2 separate regions of the Homo sapiens genome follow, and region 2 is linked to region 1. Evidence: chromatin loops called from intact Hi-C (ENCODE). Cell type or tissue: B cell. All regions are shown on one strand.

Region 1 (2,500 bases):
GAGACTGTGTCTCTAAAAAAAAAAAAAAATTAGCCAGGTGTGATGGCGCATGCCTATAGTCCCAGCTACTCGGGAGGCTGAGGCACGATAGTCTCTTGAACCCAGGAAGTGAGGTTGTAGTGAGCTGAGATTGCACCACTGCACTCCAGCCTGGGCAACAGAGCAAGACTCTGTCTCAAAAAAAAAAAAAAACTATGGCAAGAGAAGACAAGCAAGTGAGCTACAAAGACAGACAATGATCAAGATGAAAGTTTGAAATGGAGATTTCTTAGGTTTCCAGGCACGACTATGTCTAGGACGTGATGCTAGGATGGGTCAATCTTGGAAGAAGAGGTCTCCAGAGAAATTTGCAACGTGCAACTGTCAGGCAAGATGTTAAGATAAATTCCCACCAATATTCTCCTACAACTGCTGATAACAGAATGCTTATCTAGAAGACAGCAATTCAGCCCCACTTCCCCTCTGGATGCAGAAAGCTGCAGGAGAGCCGTGCACTCTGAGCCCTGACCAGAGCCCTGACCAGAGACAGAGCAGGACAATTGATAAAATCCTATCTCTGGGCCATCAGAGAGCCGAAGTGACCAGGCTGCCGGAGGGAACTACACAACAAAGTGCAGCAGCCCCTCCAGGGAGAAGGGGACACACTTACTGTTTCACCTTTGACAGAGGAAGGAAAGTGGAAGGAGGCCATAAAAGTGGTTAGAAAAAAAAAAAACAGTTTAACTTTAAACAAATTCTGAAAGGTTGAGAGTGTCAAGTGTGGGAGTCTAACCCCTGGAAAGCCCCAAAACGAATGTTCCCACTCATTCCCAGGAGACCTGCACCCAAGTCTCCAGCTAATCCACTAGCAGAGAGGAAGGAAACATGCCTTTCTCCTTGTCCTGGAGAAAGGCGTGTGCCACACACAGGCCAGGACCAGCACAAGACACGGGGCCGGTCAGACCCCTGCAGATACAAGGCAGAGTCTGGCTGCCACCGGGCAGAGGTGGGCTCGCTGGGAAAGCTGCCCCCAAGGCCGTGAGCACAGAGCTGCCCAAGAGTCAGGCTAGAGGGGGGAACTGAGAAGATGCCACCATCGGAGACCTTGCCAAGGAGGAAGTAGAGAGAGACTCCCCTCTACAGGCCCACACGAGCACGCACAGTGCTAGAGACAGCCCAGCTGAGGCCAAATGCACTGACCTGGCCTCCCAGGTGCACAACAGGACACAGGAAACAACCTCAGCCTGATGCTCTCTGCACACTGTCTGGCATTTGACCAAACAGAACAAGAGAAACAGAAAGCAAGAACCAATAACGTTTAAGGAAGAGATGATAATACCAATTCTAACACAGTCTTCCAGAAAGGAGAAGAAACAGGAACACATTCTAACTCATTTTATGAGACCCCGAAGGCCACTGTAAGACAAGAGGCCTACAGACAGCCTTCATGAGCACAGATGCAAAAATCATTAACATAACTTTAGCAAATCAATCCAGCAACACATAAAAAGGATGTCCACAGAAGAAAAATAATGTTCATAGCAGCTTTTTTCAAAATAGCCCAAACGTGGGAACAACACAAACATCCATCAATTAATTGGTGAATGCATAAATTGGTTTATCTGTAAAATTACTCAATAAAAAAGAGAAACTACGGATGCATGCAACATTTTGGGTAACTCTCAAAAGCATTATGCAAGTTACAGAAGTATATGTGACACTCTGGAAAAAGCAAAACTGTAGGAACAAAAATCAGGTCAGGCCAGGCGCGGTGGCTCATGCCTATAATCCCAGCACTATGGAAGGCAGAGGCGGGCGGATCACGATCGAGACCATAATGGCCAACATGGTGAAACCCCATCTCTACCAAAAATACAAAAATTAGCTGGGCATGGTGGCGCGTGCCTGTAGTCCCAGCTACTGGGGAGGCTGAGGCAGAAGAATTGCTTGAACCCGGGAGGCGGAGGTTGCAGTGAGCCAAGATTGTGCCACTGCACTCCAGCCTGGGTGACAGAGCGAGACTCTGTCTCAAAAAAAAAAATTCAGGTGAGTGGTTACCAGAGGCTAGGACGGGGGAAGGGAAGTGACTACCAAGGGGAACAAGGGGATTTTATGGGGTGATGCAAATGTTCTGTAGCTTAGCTGTGGTAGTGAACATTTTTTAAGTAAAAAAAGAGTGAATCTTAATGGAAGGTAAATCATGTTATTTTTTTAAAGGCCAGCTCCAACAAAGAGGCTGACCTACAAAGCAACAGCTGGTCCGAATCCACAAACACAGGCCAACACTACACCTCTGCTGTTCCCAAGGTCACTGTTTCTGGTGAGGAGAGAATGGCTCATCTGACAAACTATCCATTACCAAGACAAGCCGGGGGCTGGGAAATGAGATCCTCCTCCAACGCAGGCAAGACGCACTGCAGGGAACCATAGGCACTTCCGCTGGCCTCTGGACCAGGGCAAACAGCAGAAGCCTGTTCCCAAGGGCAGAGGCAGGCTAAAATACAAGAGCAGGGCTGGAGTC
Region 2 (2,500 bases), 110 kb before region 1:
CCTAAGAATACCGTGTGTTCTGACAGAGCAGAAACACCACCAACAAAAAATGGGAAGAGGAGAGACAGGGAGACAGGAAAGAGAAAACACAAAGAATGGAATTCACTCACTGCCTGCTGTGGAGGCAATGAGTGGGTGTCAGAGGACCCCCTAATGCCAACACAGCAGGCCACGAGGGGGTACACAGGGAACCCAGGCCCAAGGAGCATGAGTGGGGTATGCAAGTCTATAGGAATGCACTAGGAAAAAAGCACCCATTTTCCTAATACCCCAATTTTTTTTTGTTTTCTGATAAGGAGTCTCGCTCTATTGCCAGGCTGGAGTGCAGTGGCACGATCTCAGCTCACTGCAACCTCCACCTCCTGGGTTCAAGCAATTCTCCTGCCTCAGCCTCCCGAGTAGCTGGGACTACAGGTGCGCGCCACCACGCCTGGCTAACTTTTGTATTTTTAGTAGAGACAGGGTTTTCACCATGTTGGCCAGGATGGTCTTGATCTCTTGACCTCATGATCTGCCCCCCTCGGCCTCCCAAAGTGCTGAGATTACAGGCGTGAGCCACAGCACCTGGACAATTTTTTTTTTTTTTTTTTGAAGCAGAGTCTAGCTCTGTCGCCCAGGCTGGAGTGCAGTGGCACAATCTCAGCTCGCTGCAACCTCCACCTCCCAGGTTCAAGCAATTCTCCTGCCTCAGCCTCCCAAGTAGCTAGGACTACAGGTATGCACCACCACACCTGGGCTAATTTTTGTATTTTTTAGTAGAGATGGGGTTTCACCATCTTGGCCAGGCTGGTCTTGAACTCTTGACCTCAGGTGATCTGCCTGCCTCAGCCTCCCAAAGTGCTGGGATTACAGGCATGAGCCACCACGCCCAGCCCCACAATTTTTTTTTTAAATAAAAAAGCAAAAAACCCCACAACACATTTTAAAAAAACCCAAAAAACAAAACAGTAAATAGAAAATACAGAAATTATAAAATAATGACAGGGTTGAGACCAACCACATAGTTATATCACTAAGTGTGAATGGGCTTAACTGACTGAAAAGAAGATTTTCAATTTGGCTCACAAAGCAAGCCTCAGGTTTGCTTCACACAAGAGAACGTCCTAAAACCAAGGCACTCAGAAAAAGGCTGGAAACAAAGGGCCAAGGACAAGGCTGTCTCGTCAGGCAAATGGGCCGAAGGAGAGCAGGGGCAGCAGTCACAACGCAGACAGAGCAGGACTTAGGCCGCAGGCACAAAGCACGACCAGAAGGTGGCCGCTTCTCAACACAAAAAGCCACAAGTAACTAAAAATATATAACAGGAATGTGCACCAAACAACACGGAAACAGGAGATGCAAGAAAACACAGAAACATATTAATAATAAGCCACAGAAGACAGGCCATGAGGACACAAAATAAGGATATACAGAAGACTAAACAACAGAATTAATGTATCATGGAGGTGTATACATATATGTATCTCCATATGTAAATACATACGTACATATATATACACACACACACAGTGAACTCTATACCAAGACCCAAGAAAATACACTTCTATCAAGTACACATGGAGGAGTTACAAAAGCTGACATACACTGGGCCTCAGAAAGTATCAATAGGTTTTGCAAAACAAAAGCAATATTCTCTGATCACAATGAAAAAAACCTGTAAATTATTAACAACAACAAAGTTTCTCCTCTTGGAAATTTAAAAGCTGCCTATTACACTATCGAGTGAAAGAAAAAAGACGCATGGAAATTACATAATTTCTTTTTTTTGGAGATGGAGTCTCGCTCTGTCTCCCAGGCTGGAGTGCAGCAGCACCATCTCAGCTCACCACAACCTTTGCCTCCCAAATTCAAGCGATTCTTCTGCCTCAGCCTCCACAGTAGCTGGGACTACAGGCACGTGCCACCACGTCCAGCTAATTTTTGTATTTTTAGTAGATACAGGGTTTCCGAACTCCTGACCTCAAGTGATCTGCCCGCCTCGGCCTCCCAAAGTGCTGGGATTACAGGCATGAGCCATAGCGCCCAGCCCAGAATTTCTTTAAAAAAAATAATGGAGGCTCGGCGTGGTGGCTCACGCCAGTAATCCCAGCACTTTGGGAGGCAGAGGCGGGTGGATCACCTGAGGTCAGGAGTTCAAGACCAGCCTGGCCAAGATGGTGAAACTCCGTCGCTACTAAAAATACAAAAATTAGCCAGGCGTGGTGGTGCATGCCTGTAATCCCAGCTACTCGGGAGGCTGAGACAGGAGAATTGCTTGAACCCAGGAGGCAGAGGTGGCAGTGAGCCGAGATCATGCCACTGCACTCCAATCTGGGCGACAGAGAGAGACTCCATCTCAAAAACAAAACAAACAAACAAACAAACAAAAAAGGAAAAATTATCTATCAGATTCCATGGGATATTGTTAAGAAAAAGATCAGAGGAAAGTTCCACGTGCTGAACACTTTTATCAATAAAAATGGAAGAAAAAACAAAATGAACTGAATTTCTAAATTAAAAA

Evidence for each region. A loop is a pair of places that touch in the nucleus more often than their neighbours do. Peaks named below come from ENCODE experiments on the same cell type or tissue, not always from the same donor. Only the 100,000 strongest peaks of a DNase experiment are listed, where the experiment ranks them.
Region 2: it touches region 1 in a loop (13-fold over the local background); 1 of 110 quality-filtered maps calls a loop at or near these places.

Annotation. Positions count from the first base shown.
Region 1 is chr4:2,597,432-2,599,931 of GRCh38, reverse strand. The region is part of intron 2 of FAM193A (family with sequence similarity 193 member A); the gene reads right to left. Among named protein-coding and RNA genes, the nearest start is that of FAM193A, 62 kb to the right of the region's middle. RefSeq lists enhancers at 1,325-2,277, 2,278-2,500. In B cell, CTCF peaks have their summits at 958 and 1,158 (motif pointing left); DNase peaks (open chromatin) are centred at 1,091 and 2,071; H3K4me3 peaks cover 692 bases; H3K27ac peaks cover 2,255 bases.
Region 2 is chr4:2,711,195-2,713,694 of GRCh38, reverse strand. The region is part of intron 19 of FAM193A (family with sequence similarity 193 member A); the gene reads right to left. Among named protein-coding and RNA genes, the nearest start is that of TNIP2, 44 kb to the left of the region's middle. RefSeq lists an enhancer at 1,164-1,383. In B cell, no CTCF peak of the experiment used is centred here; a DNase peak (open chromatin) is centred at 1,239; H3K27ac peaks cover 359 bases.